2 separate regions of the Homo sapiens genome follow, and region 1 is linked to region 2. The links are chromatin loops, found by intact Hi-C in ENCODE. Cell type or tissue: spleen. All regions are shown on one strand.

Evidence for each region. Hi-C counts contacts between places; a loop is a spot of excess contacts. Peaks named below come from ENCODE experiments on the same cell type or tissue, not always from the same donor. Only the 100,000 strongest peaks of a DNase experiment are listed, where the experiment ranks them.
Region 1: it touches region 2 in a loop (2.0-fold over the local background); 7 of 110 quality-filtered maps call a loop at or near these places.

Annotation. Positions count from the first base shown.
Region 1 is chr11:3,930,318-3,938,317 of GRCh38, forward strand. The region is part of intron 1 of STIM1 (stromal interaction molecule 1); the gene reads left to right. Among named protein-coding and RNA genes, the nearest start is that of PPIAP40, 41 kb to the left of the region's middle. In spleen, no CTCF peak of the experiment used is centred here; no DNase peak of the experiment used is centred here; H3K27ac peaks cover 562 bases.
Region 2 is chr11:3,871,938-3,879,937 of GRCh38, forward strand. The region is part of intron 1 of STIM1 (stromal interaction molecule 1); the gene reads left to right. Among named protein-coding and RNA genes, the nearest start is that of PPIAP40, 18 kb to the right of the region's middle. In spleen, no CTCF peak of the experiment used is centred here; no DNase peak of the experiment used is centred here; H3K4me3 peaks cover 470 bases; H3K27ac peaks cover 4,332 bases.

The DNA of each region.
Region 1 (8,000 bases), 58 kb after region 2:
GTTACACAGCTGGCAAGACTAAAATCCAGGCCTTCTGACTTTGTCTTTCGAAAATGACAGCTTCCCTGTTTATAACTTTCTATAGTAAAATTGGGCTAGGATAATTTAACCATGCTATCTTTGGGGACACTTGTATTATTGAATTATCTCATATAGCTCAGGAAAATGGGGGCAAACATGAAGGGAGGGGAATAAGGCCTATCAGGCTGTGGGCAACAAAGGGAGCTCAGTGTAGCAGGATGGTGCCTACTGTACAGGTCCATGTGACCTTAGTGAACCCAAGTCAGATAGTGGCTGTCCTGCAGGTTAATCAACCATATTTCTTAGCTTGGCGTACAAGGCATTCAGAATTAGGGTTCCTGCTTCATCCCATTTTATCTCTTCCTACTTCCTATCATACAAATTGTTTTTCATTCTATTGTTTGCCAGATCTGCTGTCATCTTCCATGCATGGGCATTTGGAGGCTCTATTAAGGTTCTAGTAAAAAAGTAACTGTGGCTACCTTAGGGCCGAGCAGACAGTTTTGAATCTCCATTTACTCCAGAATCATTTTGGGCTGGAGCTCTGTCATTCATTCATGTATTCAATCATTCTTTTAACATACAGGACACTGCCTCTCTGCCAGGTACTGTACTAGGCCCTGCTAATCAGAATAATGAACAAGATAGATATGGTTCCTGCTCTCCTAGAGCTTGCAGTGTAGTAGGGAAGGCAAAAATGAACAAAATAATCATAATGAAGTCTGATGAATGTCATGAAGTGCAAATAAGGGATGTGATGGGAGGGTGCATATATCAGAGGAACTTAATATTGTTTAGGGTGTTAGGAAAGACCTGACATTAGCTGAGGAGGTGACATTTAAGTTGGATCTGAAAATTGAGAGAAAATAAGTAAGGGTTAAGAAAGGTAATGCTAGGCAGCTGGAAGAGTATGCAAAGGCTTACAGGCCAGGCAATAAGGATAAAGCCATGTCCATGTCAGTTCATTTATTCAGCAATCATTTACAACTGCTGGGTTATATCATGCAGTGTGCTAGGTTCTGGGAACATAAAAAACAATAAGACGTGGTCCTTACCTGCCCTGGATAAACTCAGTAAGGAGTAGTGATGTCACTCCTTGGTAACCAGGGTGCTAAGTTCACCCTAGATCTTGGACTCAGTTTTTTGGGTCCCATGTGATAGGACTTAACACCTTTAGAAAAACTGCCTGCCCTTGAGTGTTTGGTCCATCTGTCAAGCCGACAGGACATGGACCTCAGATGAAAACCTGCAGTGTTCTTATCCCTGGCTTCACACTTACCAGATCCATGATAAATGGGGATCTGCTATAGACTGAATGTTTGTGTCCCTCTACATTTCATACATTAAAATCCTAACCCCTAATGTGATGGTATTAGGAGGTTGTAGGGTAAATGGACCTGAGAGCAATAACAAGCATTCCCTTAGAATGACACTGTATGGCAGACACACCTGAATGCATGTTCCAAGCTAGGGAATCTGGGAGTGGCCAATCCAGAGATTTCGTTCCTTTTCTATAAGTAATATCTGAGCCCTAGCCTACCCTGTGGAACACGGGCCATACAGGGGATTGAGGCCCTGGGTTTTGAGTTGAATGAAGGCTGCCAGATGAGGCCATTAAGAGGAGGGTGTTAAGTGAAAATGCTATGTAAATTGCACGCTGTTTACAAGCGGTTGCGATTTTCCTGCCCGGCCTGTTGCTCCTGGGCTGTGTGGTTTTCCTGTCCAGCCTGCTGCGACTGGACTGTATGTAAGGCAGATACCTTGTTCAGCCCGCCACTACTGGACCATATCTGTACATAAGGCAGTTCTCTTGTCCAGCCCACCACCACTGGACTCTCTTCCGTGTATGTAAGCCCCTAATAAAACCCTGTGTCTTGTTTGCTGGCTCTAGGTCTCTTCTTTGGCCTCTTAAACCTGCTGCCTTCCCTATGGAAGTTAACAGGGTTTGGTACAACAGACACAGGGCCTTTGGTGGGTGATTAGGTCATTAGGACAGAGCCCTCTTGAATGGAATTAGTGCCCTTAGAAAAGAGACCCCAGAGGGCTGGGTGTGGTGGCTCACGCCTGTAATCCCAGCACTTTGGGAGGCTGAGGCGGGTGGATCACGAGGTCAGGAGATCGAGACCATCAGGGTTAACAGAGTGAAGCCCCGTCTCTATTAAAATTACAAAAAATCAGCCGGGCGTGGTGGCGGGCACCTGTAGTCCCAGCTACTTGGGAGTCTGAGGCAGGAGAATGGCATGAATCCAGGAGGTGGAGCTTGCAGTAAGCCGAGATCGCTCCACTGCACTCCAGCCTGGGCAAGAGTGCAAGACTCTGTCTCAAAGGAAAAAAAAAAAAAAAAAAAAGAAAAGAAAAGAGACCCTAGAGATCTCTCTTGCCCCTTCTGCAGTGGGAGGACACAGAAAGGAGACAGCCATCTATGAACCAGTAAGCGGGCCCTCGCCAGACACTGAATCTGCTGGCACCTTGGTCTTGGACTTCCTAGCCTCTAGAATTGTGAAAAATGAGTTTGTTGTTTAAGCTGCCCTGTCTATGGTATTTTTGTCATAGCAGCTTGAATGGACTAAGACAGGCTCCTCTACAGAGTTGAGGTTATTGGGGTCCAGAGATTGGCTTTTGTCCCCAGTAGAAAACATAGAAGGAGCTTTTTGGCTGAGGTGAAGTTGCCTCTGTTTTCAGAGCTTTGTGTCCTTGGTGTCTCATATTTATTACAATTGATCATGTGTTCTCACACCCATCCATTGTCTTGAGTACACCTAAGGTGGTATTTTAGCTGTGTTTTTCTGGATTCTGATACTGCTTATAGACAAAAGTCTTAGCGGCTGGCTATCTTGGACTGTAAATTGCCTAAGTCCTAGGTGTGTTGTTCACATGGGCTGTGTTGTGAATGGGACCACGTTTCCCCAATTGTGCAACAGTGCAACATTGTGGCCCTGGTTAAAGGGAAGGGAAGTTAGGTTATTGAAACATGGACTGTGTGCCTCAGGCTGTGTGATTTGTATTCTTTATTTCATTTAATACTCCCTGTAATGCTCTAAAGTAAGTACTTTTATTCTAATTTACAGATGAGGAGACTGAAGTTTAGTGAACTAAGTAAACAAGTAAGTAGTGGTTTGGGGTTAGAGTTTAGGTCCAACTCTAAAGTCCATGTTTCCCTCTCTCATCCAGCTGTTTCCCAATGTAGTTACAGACTTCAGATCTTGCATGTCATCTTGTTTCCATGGCCTCTTTGGCCTTGTCTACCTTGACTTATTTGCCTTGCCTCCCTGTGTCAGTAATCTAAGGATTCTCAACATGGCTGAGGCTCAGGAATATATCCTGTTTGGTAGATAACCTAGAGTCTCTCTCTCTTCCCCGCCGCCCGCCGTCTACAATGTATTTTTGTGTCTAATGTGAGGCAACATTATAACTATAATTGGAGTCATTTTTAAAGAGTAAGTTAGCTCTAAATTTGGTGGGCTGCTTTTCTTAATCCAGTTCCCACAGCATTCTCAGGAAGACGGAAGATGGGGATGGCTCATTAGAAATGAGTTTGAATGAAAAAGGCATTGGGGCTTGGCTTGAGTGGTGGAAAGAGCCTCCCTCAGCCTTTCTAAATTGCGTGGCTACTGAAGTTGGTTGGATCTTTGTAAGTTAGTACTTAATGTCCCTTTTCCAGGGACCTAAGATTCTCTTTTCTCTCTTTCCCGTAGAAGCCCTGCCTCATCATCTGGAGATTCTGGAGCTACTGACATTAGAGTGGAGAGACTTTTTTCTTTCACAGAGTTGTCAGGGTTGTGTACGGGGTGGGAGAGGGGTCTGTGTATAAGGCAGAATCCAGGGAATGGTGGAAGAGGAAGTGTAACATGTTTTTGTGTCTTCAATAGCTTTTCAGCACTCTTTTTTTTTTTCCTCCTCTTTTCTTCTGGAGACTTTGCAGTCTCATTTGAGAAGTGGGGTCCCAAATAAAACAAGGCTGCTACACTCACCCATCTTGTGTTCCAACTCTGCTTCCTTTTCCTGAAGGCTGACAGGCTTTTTCATATCTTGAGTCTTTGTACCTTCTGTTCCCTCATCCTTGAAGGCCCAGTTTGATCTCTTCTCTCTGGAGGTTGTCATGCCCACTTTGTGCCTCCATAGCACTTTGTACAGCCTTTTATATAGTCTTATTCACTTAGCTGTCTGCTTCACTCTCCACATCTTGAACCTCTTAAGAGCAAGAGGCTGAGTTAGTTTCACCTCTCTTTAGCAAGCACAGGGTATGAGGGAGACTAGAGTCTCAAAAATTGTAGAATTGAACAATTCAATTCATTACATCAGTACCTTGGTACACTGATGCCCAAATCAAAAGTAGATGATTGTGTACAACTATCTTGTGTACTTCCATAAACTAAATAAGTTTCTCTTCCATAATTCACTGTTTTGTGTATCTCCCAGGCCCATAGCCCTTCAAACATGCAGTGCAGTAGCTGACTTTGAGAGAGAACAGAGCACAGATGTTATCTTTGCCTGCTTTGCCCTTCACCTCACAGTGCTCTTCTAAGTCCCTGGGCTTGACCCAAGGAATGAGTAGGGAGGAAATGCCAGAAATGAGCCACCCTTGGCATCCTAACTCCTTGGTTTGCAGGTTTGGCCCTGTGGGGCAGTGCAAGGTGAGCAAATGGAAAAGAACCTGTTCCCTGTAATAGCAGCTGAAAGGGATCTCTACAGATTATTACTGTCATCTTTTCGCAGCTGCAGTTGCAGCAATGAGACACTCCCCTCATTGCATTCTGCATCTAAGACAAAATCAATTCATCTTTTAAATTGGCTCTCTTGGCTTGTCCTGAGATTTCTCATAGGGCTGAGAGCCTGAAACAAGTCATCTTACCCGTGTTTTTCTACCATTGTAAGGCCAAAGACTGTGAGATTGTGTACCCTTAGCCCTTCATTTTATACATGGGGAAACTGAGGCCCACCATGGGCATAGGACTAGTTCAAGGTTGGGTGACTAGTGTCAGGTGAGGCTAGACACTGGTCTTCCAACTCCCTGCAAGGTGCTCTCTTCATTATACCCTGCTGTCTCTGATATCAGTTTATGTTTGTAATGCCTGTAGATTGTGAAGTTGGTGAGGCTGAAGTAACCAGGAAACCTGGTTTCTTTTCTTTCTGTCACCTTCCTAGTTTCTGGACATCAGGGCACAGTAGACATTCTGGGAAGACTTAGTGAAGGAGTAAATAAAAAACAAAGTTGGCCCAGGAAAACTGCATGGTCTAAGCCAGAAGAAGACTAACGAAAGCAGATTCCTCCCAGTTTCACTGGACATCTTTGGCTTTGATGATGATTCCTGTGGTTCGATTTTCCCAGTGTTAAATGCAACCTTGGCTGGAGCGTGGAAGAAGTATGGATTGTAACTATGGTATTTTATCTGGTGAAAACCAGGTCTGTAATTAAATGTCTGTGAAAATACCACACCTGGGCTAACTGAGGATGCCTTTGAGTCTTCAGATGCCTCCCTTATTCCCTAGCAGCAATCACAAGACAGAGATTGTGTGCATCATTGAGAACTAACTACATTATACATAGGTAACATTTATTGAATGCTTACTAAGTTTTCTGGAACTTTTTGAGGTATTTACAATTCTTTTAATCTTCACAATCATCCATGAGTAGTTACTATAATTCTTTTAACTTTTCAAATGGACTTTATTGAGATATAATTTACATATAATATACTCATTTTAAGTGCTCAGTTCGAGTTCTGACAAATGTAGTATATGCCTGCGTAACCTCTCCCCTACAATCAAGATATAGAACATTTTCATCAGTAGGTACTTTTGTTATCCTTATTCTACAAAGAGGAAAACTGAAAGACAGAGAAGTTAAGTGACTTGTGTGGGGCCCCATGGTAATAGAACCAGCATTTGAATCCATGCTGTGTGACTGCAGAGTCCACATTCTTCTGAGCTGTGCTACCTTTCATCTCTCAATTTGTGGTCAAGCCATTGCCTCTCTTGTCCTAGTGGACAAGTGCATTAAGGACTAAGATGACATAGACTTACAATCTAAGCACTAGGAGGGGTGTTGGGGAGCAAGAGGCCCAGAGATAGGCAGTGGGGAGGAATGAGATAGCCATCTCAGTACCCCTACAGTTCCAGGACCCAAAGAAGGCAGAACAACGTGCCTTTTGCTCAGCCTTTGCTTCTCCAGGCCTGCAAAGAATAGGGTAGACTAGAGAGTCTTATAATAAGGTTACCAGTATGATATAGTATCTGAAAAAAGGACGGCTCCTAGGCTCACATAACTGGAATAGAAACATAGAAAATGAGAAGAGATGATAGTCTCATATGTTCTGAGAGTGACCTTAGTAGTGGCTGCAGCCCATTCTGGACTTGGCACTATAGAGGCAACATAGATAGTCTGGAGATGGAGAGTGGCCTTGAAATCCAATCCTTTGAGGAGAGGTTGAAGGAGCCAAGACTGGATGCCCTGAAGTGAAAATGTAATCACTGGCTTCATATCCTTGAAAGGCTGTTCTTTGGCAGAGAAAACCAACTTGTTTTTCTTTGTGGCTTCAGAAGGGGTAATTAGAACCCAATGGGTGGGATGGTGTAGAGTATTTTGGAAAAATTAAAGTACAGTGAATATGACATATCTCATATCTCATTAGCTTGGAGTACAAATAAGATCAGATCTTTTTTCAATATTAAAATTAATCTCTGCAGCTGGGTGCAGTGGACCACGTCTGTAATCCCATCACTTTGGGAGGCCGAGGAGTCCAGGAGTTGAAGACCAGCCTGGGTGACATGGCAAAACCCCATCTCTACAAAAAATACAAAAATTAGCTGGGTGTGATGGCATGCATCTGTAGTCCTAGCTACTTGGAAGGCTGAGGTGGGAGGACCACCTGAGCCTAGGAGGCAGAAGTTGCAGTGAGCCGAGATGACACCACTGCACTCCATTCTGGGCAACAGAGCGAGACTTCATCTCAATAATAATAATAATAATAATAATAATAAAATATCTGGAATGAGTGTGAAATTATCTGGAAATTTAATATGTTTCCCTTGGGGCTGTTCTTCTTCCCTCTTTCTCTTTATGAAGTATTCAAAAACTCTAAGGGCTTATTCAATCCAAAGGGGTCAGGCTTAGTTCCAAGTAGAGAACTAAAGAATCTTATTGGCCTGCTAGCGGGCCCCATTTTTAGCTTCTGTTGGTGTTGCACAGTATGGCTTTTAAAAATGGATCTTTCACAGAATGTGGTTTCTGTATTTACTGTAGCCACAAGAACCTGATTCTCCATAAGTCACAGTGGTTCATTGAGGGAGGATGATGGCAGTCCTTCAATGTCACTCTTAGTCCCAGGGTTCACTCTGCTTGAGCTCTCAAGGTGAATGCTCAAGTTTATATGTATATAAGCTCATCCACTGGAGGAGGAAACCTCCACAATTTTCCATTTGGCTAAGTCTAGAAGTGTTTCTAGCTTCCACCACATTCTAGCTCCAGAACCTTCTCTCATGATCACTTTTGTTATAGAGCTTGGGACATCCCTTCAGCATGAGCTCTTACTGTTGGCTGTTGGTGTCCCCCCCTACCTTTAACTTCACCTAGGATCTTGAGTCTGTTAGAGAAATTCTTTTTTTTTTTTTTTGAGATGGAGTCTTGCTTTGTTGCCCAGGCTGCAATGTAGTGGGGCGATCTTGGCTCACTGCAACCTCCGCCTCCTGGGTTCAAGCGATTCTCTTGCTTCAGCCTCCCGAGTAGCTGGGTTTACAGGTGCCCACCACCACACCCAGCTAATTTATTTTTGTATTTTTAGTAGAGACAGGGTTTTGCCATGTTGGTCAGGCTGGTCTCGAACTACTGACCTCAAGTGATCCACCTGCCTTGGCCCCCCAAAGTGCTGGGATTACAGGCATGAGCCACCGCGCCCGGCCTGTTAGAGAAATTCTAATAGCATTGAACTTCAGAAGTAAGGGGAGTCAAAGTTTCAGTCTCTCCCTAGGAGAGCTTTAGA
Region 2 (8,000 bases):
GGTTTTTCTCCTCTGAATTGTCTGATGATCTGTTCTTTGCAATTCTTTGGTTTATCCCTCTCTCTTTAGTACCCTGTTCTCCTAGGTTCTCACTCTTCCTTATAATCTTGTTTTCTAACTCTCGTTTTTTTTTGAAACAGAGTCTACCTCTGTCGCCCAGGCTGAAGCACAGTGGTGTGATCTCGGCCCATTGCAACCTCCGCCTCCTGGGTTCAAGCGATTCCTGTACCTCAGCCTCCCAAGTAGCTGGGACTATAGGCGTGTGCCACCACGCCCGGCTAAGTTTTGTATTTTTAGTAGAGACAGGGTTTCACCATGTTGGCCAGGCTCATGTTGAACTCCTGACCTCAGGTGATCTGCCCGCCTTGGCCTCCCAAAGTGCTGGGATTACAGACGTGATCCACTGCACCCGGCCTTGTTTTCTAACTCTTAATGACAACAGGAAAAGTGTGGCTACACTGGCATTACACCAGTTGGAAGGGAGTGGGTCTGAGCTCTTGGGGAAATGTAAAAGTTCATTGGCTTTTGAGTACAATATGTTGTCATTAACTTGAACAAGTCTCTTTGCCTCCATTTTCTTTTTTTCTTTTTTTTTTTTTTTTGAGATGGAGTCTCACTCTGTTGCCCAGGCTGGAGTGCAGTGGCGCAATCTCGGCTCACTGCAAGCTCCGGCTCCCGGGTTCATGCCATTCTCCTGCCTCAGCCTCCCGAGTAGCTGGGACTATAGGCGCCCACCACCACGCCCGGCTAATTTTTTGTATTTTTAGTAGAGACAGTGTTTCACTGTGTTAGCCAGGATGGTCTCTATCTCCTGACCTCATGATCCTCCCACCTCAGCCTCTCAAAGTGCTAGGATTACAGGCGTGAGCCACCGTGTCTGGCTCTTTACCTCCATTTTCATATGTGCCATCTGGTTTACCATTATAGCTCAATTCTTTTGATTCTCAAAGTCACTTCCATTTCTGAAAACTCCCCTTTAATGCACAAGTATTACTGTGTTTATGTTACTCCCACTTTTTTTTTTTTTTTGAGACAGAATCTCACTGTGTTGCCCAGGCAGGAGTGCAGTGGCATGATCATAGTTCACTGTAACCTCCAACTCCTGGGCGTAAATGATCCTCCTACCTCAGCCTTCCAAGCTGGGACTATACGCAGGTGCCACCACACTCCACTGATTTTTAAAAATTAAAAAACTTGGCCGGGTGCGGTGGCTCACGTCTGTAATCCCGGCACTTTGGGAGGCCAAGGCGGGTGGATCACCTGAGGTAGGGAGTTCGAGAGCAGCCTGACCAACATGGAGAAACCCCGTCTTTACTAAAAATACAAAAAAATTAGCTGAGCGTGGTGGCGCATGTCTGTAATCCCAGCTACTTGGGAGGCTGAGGCAGGAGAATCGCTTGAACCCGGGAGGCGTAGGTTGCAGTGAGCCGAGATTGCGCCATTGCACTCCAGCCTGGGCAACAAGAGCAAAGCTCCATTTCAAAAAAAAAAAAAAAAAAATTAAAAACTTTTTTTTTTTTGTGGAGATGGATTTGCCCAGGCTGTTCTTGAACTCTTGGCCTGAAGCGATCCTCGCACCTCGGCCTCCCAAAGTGCTAGGATTACAGGTGTGAGCTACTGTGTCTGGCCATGTGTTTACCTCTGAACTGAGGACCAAAACTAGCTTTTTAGTATGGATTAGGTTCAGTATAGCCACTGGGGAATGGATTGCATTCTGGAGTGAGGGGTGGAGCCTGGCAAGAGGGCAGTTCTGTTAGCTCAGTTTACCTACGCAGGAAGGGTGTTAGGGCCTCCAGGCATACTTATGCTGCTTCTGTTATAGCTGACACCTAACTGCTCCTCCTGAGCTGAGCGTATGCTTGTACTCTTAGCCAGAAGTCAGAGCTTGGTGAGGCCTGATTCCCCAAAGAATTCAGTGATAAAAATTAGGGCACTTGAGCATATCTAATTGGCTGAACTGTGTGAAGGGCAGAGGCTTTCCCTGGGGGCTCCTTTTAATCTCTGTGGTTATAGTCTTTTAAGGTTGGACTAATTAAAATGTGTTGACAGTTGGACTCACTACTTTCCTTGCACTAGGTCCTGCTCCGGCCTCCTAGAGTACCAGAAGTTGGCACAGAGCTATTTTTCCTGGGGAGCTGAGGAGTGGGTTTCCATTTCCTAATCTACTAAATCTACAGTGATGTAATGTTTGTCCAAAATGGACTGCCAAACATTTTATGGTGGGGAGAAATTTAGGCTGGGACTTGGATGTGGCCTGGGTTTCTGCACTTCTTAAGGTGTCTTTTCAGGTTGATTGTCTGTTCTAGTAGCCCTCAAATGGCCTTGCTCTGTGAGCTGGCAAGTCATTTCTATTGCCCTGGAGTATCCTTCTCTGGTATGTGTTCCTCTTCTAACCAGAAAAAGGGATAAGGAAAAGATATTTAAGTCCCACCATTTGCCAGATCAGGGCTAGTGTTTTACACACCTATCTTTTGAGGTATGCTTCATAATGCCCATTTTGCAGGTGAAGAAATAGATTCAGAAAAGGAAAATAATTTGCTTGATTGTCATTACAGGCTGTAAGCAACTAAATCAGTATTCAAATCCAGGTCTCTCCCTAGCTTCAGGTTACTTTCCTAAGGTAGCACAAATGATTTCATGTCCTCTTATCCTTTTAAGCCGCTAAGTTCTCATATCCAGAGAGTCTTCTTCGGTTCCTTTAGCCAGAATGACTTCTTGCCCTGCTTTTTCAGACTACTCTGCCTCTCGCTAATCTGTCTGATATTTAAGTCACTGAGGCATGAATCTACCTCCCTCATCTGACTATTCCCGCTCCTGCAAGATTTGGTACTCAGGGTGTATTTGTTAAAGAACAGAATGAAGTTATAGTGCTGGAATTTCAGGTGTTATGATAGACTGGCAAGGGTAAGGGTTTTGGGCAAAGCCTTGGCTAGTTTTTCAAATAAGGCCCCCTGTGTCTTTCTGATTTGCCCAGAATGTGCTGTTATTTTCCTGGACATCTGGCTTTAGAGTTTGTATCTTTTTTTTTTTTTAATTTTTATTTTCTCCTCCTCTTCCTCTTCTTTTATTGTTTGTTTGTTTGTTTGTGTTTTTCTTGTAGTTGGTTTGCAACCTACAGAGCTAGGCTTAATGCTCCCTGGACTGGAGTGATATGACAAACCCTCAGCTTCGTCTTGGTTGCTGGAATATGCCTGTTGACCATGGTGCTTGGATTTTGTTTGTTTGGTTGGTTTTTTGCAAAGAGCATGCCAAGATACTAACCTTGCATTTGGGGCTTATACTTTCTGCAACCTCTGCCTACCAGTGTATGTCACTTCACAGGATAAAGGCTTTCCTGGCAAAGGCAAACACATGTAAAGGCATCCCTATAAGTTGAATTATTTTTCTCACTGACTTGAAAACAATTGAAAAACTATCTCAGACCTTTTTCTGTGCATATAGTGTATACTTCGTGTTTAACATAAAAAGTTAAACTTCAATGGCAAATTGGAACATAACAAAATATAGGCCAGGCACAGTGGCTCATGCTTGTAATCCCAGCACTTTGGGAGGCCGAGGCAGGCAGATCGCTTGAGCTCAGGAGCTTGAGACCAGCCTGGGCAACATGGTGAAACCCTGTCTCTACAAAAAATACAAAAAATTAGCCAGGAGTGGTAGTGTGTGCTTGTAATCCCAGCTACTTGGGGGTAGAGGCAGGAGGATTGCTTGAGCCTGGGAGGCCGAGGCTAAATTGAGCCAAGATCATGCCACTGCACTCCAGCCTGGGTGACAAAGTGAGACCCTGTCTCAAAAAAAAAAAAACCCCTAAAAACAACAACAAAAAAATCAAACCAACAACAAAATATAGTTAAAACGCCTTTAGTGGAAGAACTCATAAAATATTAATAATCAAAATAAATACTGCAATAGGATGAAACATGCATTTTTGCTTTGTATTGTTTTGATAACATAGGCAACCTGAAATAGCTTAGTCAAATATATTGAACTAAATAAGGACGCAACATTCCTTTTGGTTTCTGTGCTATGGAGAATAGATATGAAATGTTCTTAGGAGAAGGGGCAAATAATGCATTCTGGGACTAGGAAGAACTGTGCTGTGGCTCAGTTCCTCTACTCAGTGGTGAAACTAAGCTTTCTGGTTGTCTGTTCCCCTATGTGTTAAAGGGAATAATACCTATCTTGTTTAATTTTATGAGGGTTAAGTAAGATAATGTATGTGAAAGTCTTTTGTAAACTATGAAATACTATTATTGTCATACTTAGTGGGTGGCTGGAGCCAATTTGCTAGCACTGTAAGGAAGCTTTTGGTTTAAGATATGGCTAGACCTAGGTAGGAAGAAGGATGCAAAATTAATGGATAAACAGACCTAGGTAGGAAGAAGGATGCAAAATTAATGGATAAACAGTTGAATGCTGTTTGGGTAGCAGCTGAGAGGAATTCCTGTGAGTTGAGGGAAAGGACTACATTCATTTCTTTTGTTTTTGGGAGACAGGGTCTCACTCTGTTACTCCAGCTAGAGTGCTATGGTATGATCGTGGTTCACTGCAACCTTGAGCTCTTGGGCTCAAGCAATCCTCCTGCTTCAGCCTCCTGATTAGTTGGGACTACAGGCACATGCCACTACACCTGACTGATTTTATTTTTATTTTTTGTAGAGGCAGGGTTTCACTGTGTTGCCCAGGCTGGTCTCGAACTCCTGGGCTCAAGTGATCCTCCTGCCTCCATCTCCCAAAGTGATGGAATTATGGGCCACTGGGTCTGGCCTTCAATACATGTTTATTGAGTCCTGCCTGGTTGAAGATAAAGAAATACTGATATCTACCTACTAAATACATGATGTGGTAAAATATGGAGGCAGTTTGGTTTAGAATGAAAACCCCATAAAGATAGGGTTCTTGTCTGTCTCATGCACTGTTATGTATTCACCAGGAGTAGTGCCTGGCATGTAGTAGGCTCTCAAAAAATATTTGTTGAAAGAAAGTTTACGATTTGGAATCAGACAGACCAGGTTCATATTTGGGTTCTGCCCAGCCCCTTTACTGAGTGCGTTGCTCAGTTTCTTCATTTATAAATAAAATAGGACTAGGATTAGCTGGTTATTGGGAGAGTTGTTTAAAAAAAAGATTAAAACCTTTTCTATAAGGCTTTACAGTAAGCGCTTAAGGAAAGATAGTTTCTTTCATTTCCCCTTGATGGTTTGCAAAGTGTGATGGGAGTGCAGGGGAAAAAGCAGTTAGAGCTACCTGGGGGAGTCTAGACAATGGCTTCACAGGCTTGATCTGTTAGTGTCTTCCTACAGAACAACATTATTATTATTATTATTATTATTTCCTCACAAAAGGAACTCCCTGGGATTAAGCAAGCATCTTGGAATTGGTATGCCTTGCTTCTCTACATTTCCCATGGTCTTCATGGGAGGGCTGGCTCTTGTCTTTCTAGCAAGGTCACATTTACACTGTAGGTTTGTTCAGAGGTTGTTGTTCCAGAAGAAGCAGCTTTCAGTGGAGACTCTGGACTTAGCTGATTTGCATGGGCTTTTGTAGCCAGCCGTCAATCCCCTATCCCCACCCTGCCAAATACCTCAATAATTGTTAGTTATAGCTTTGAAAACGTGTACTCAGCTTGACTTCTGTTCCGGATCAGTTGTAAATTCTCACATAAGGTAGAGCAGAGTGTGTTTGCTTGGGTTAATCAGGTATTTATAAGTTGACCTTTACTAGTGAATACCTAATTTTTCCCTCATGCCTAAGTAACTCTAGCAGGCCGAGGGCCTTGTTCTCAGGCATTCCCAGAACTGTTGGGAGTTGCAGCAGGTTTGCCTGCCCTTGTCATATATGCACAAGGGCCAGTAGGATTTATCTGTCTCCCAGCAAGGGTGCCCAGGACCTCTCCTTTTATCCTATCATTCTAAAGCACTGGGAATACCAGTCTCCTCTCTCTGATCAGCATTTTAGACACTGATGCTTTCTCTTCTAGTTAGTTTCTTGGGAGAATGAGTAAGCAGGGAGGAATTGTTTGGCTTTCAGGTAAAAAGGACTTCTTGCTTGTGAATTGAAGTCACTAGGCGAGAAGTGAGTAAAGAACATGTTCCTGGATAGGAGTGGTCAAGCGTTGGTAAGTTAGACTTGGTTTGGGGTTAAATGGGCCTGGTGCTCTCTAGGAGTGGAATCAGTAAGGGTCCTGGCTGTGTCCTCATTGCCCTCCTTCGGGAGCTGAGCATTGCTGTAGGGGAGATCTCACATATGGTCTGGGGAGAAGGGAAAGGAGGAGGGTTAAGGAACGAAGAGACAGAGGGAAGAAAAGGGAACTTTTGCTGAGCTGTTTCTCTAGGCTAGGTGCTTTACACCAATAATTTTCTTTAATCTTCACAACAACTTTGTGAGGTAGCTATAATTAGTCTTGTTTTACATATGATGAAACTGAGGCCCAGAGAGGTTAAGCAACTTACCCAAGGTCACAAAGCTAGTTAATGATAATAAGTTATTATTTATCATGTGCCTGAAAAGCACATATGAAGTTTCTTTTTTTTTTTGATCCTATGAAAGATAATTATTACTTCTTCAATGCAAATGAGGAAACTGGGAATTAAAGAGCTTTGGTTACTTGTGGAAGGTCACTCATCTGGCAGTGTCAGTGCAGGGATTTGAAACCAGGTCTGTCTCATTACAGAATGTGTTCCCTTGATGTCCATGTTGCTCTGCAAATGGAAGAGCTGGGATTCAAATGCAGAGTCATGAGAGCAGGGCTTATGTCTTACCTATCTTTGTGTCACCATTCCCTATGACAGTGCTTACCATGTTGTTAGTGCCCAATAAATGCTTGCTGTAAAATCTAGCTCTGCCCTCCCCATAGCTCATGTTAGCTGCAGTGGGTTCCTATTGCTAGCTGCGTCCTGCCCCAGCTGCTCGGCTGCCTATCTTCCCCCGACAGTTTGGCCTTATCGTGCCTACCCATTGTGGCCTCCTTGACATCCCAACACACAGCATCTCCTCTAGTACTGTTGCTTTCCTCTTCTTCATACCTCTTTTTTTTTTTGAGACGGAGTCTCGCCCTGTCACCCAGGCTGGAGTGCAGTGGCGTGATCTTGGCTCACTGCAACCTCCGCCTCCCGGGTTCAAGCAATTCTCCTGCCTCAGCCTCCCGAGTAGCTGGGACTACAGGTGCACACCGCCACACCCAGCTAATTTTTGTATTTTTAGTAGAGACGGGGTTTCACCATGTTGGCCAGGCTGGTCTCGAACTCCTGACCTCAGGTGATCCACATGCCTCAGCCTCCCAAAGTGCTGGGATTACAGGAATGAGCCACTGCGTCCAGCGTTTCATACCTCTTTTCCCTAGCTATACATTTTCCTCTGGCTATGGCTTTCCAAAACCCTCCAATCCTGTTCATTCTTTTCTCTGTAGTTTTTCTGACTTATTCCAGGGACTTCCCTTTCTAGATTATAATCTTCTTAGTCTGTACCATATAATTTGTCACCTAATTATCTACTGTTTCACTTTCTGTTGGTTTCGTGGACATTAATCTTCTCCCCAGCCAACTGATGGTAGTCATATTATAATAACTCCCCAGATTGGTTTGTGCTCTGCACTTTACAAATCACTCCACTGTTTAAGACCTGTCTTTTTGCTTATCATGCCCACAGCTGCTCTGTGAGGTGGGACAGGAGGGGATTGTTATCTCCATATTATTGTAAACAAATTCAAAGAAAGCAGGTGACTTCCCAATGTCATATATGTAATTAGGGGCAGAACAGAAACTATATCTCAGGTTTACTAATTTCTGGCTTAGAATTTTATCTGCAGGCTCTTCTACATTTGTTTTTTTCCTTACCATTTCCCCTCTTGCCTTCAAGGGTCACTCAAGGCAGAACATCTACCTTGTGGGTTTTTAGGAGGTTTGGTTGGTGACCCAGTGAATGGTAAAGTAGCCCAGATATCAATCTTAGGTACTTCTCAGTGGCATCAGTGTTCTGGGTTGCTATTGCCGAGAGAATTCTCT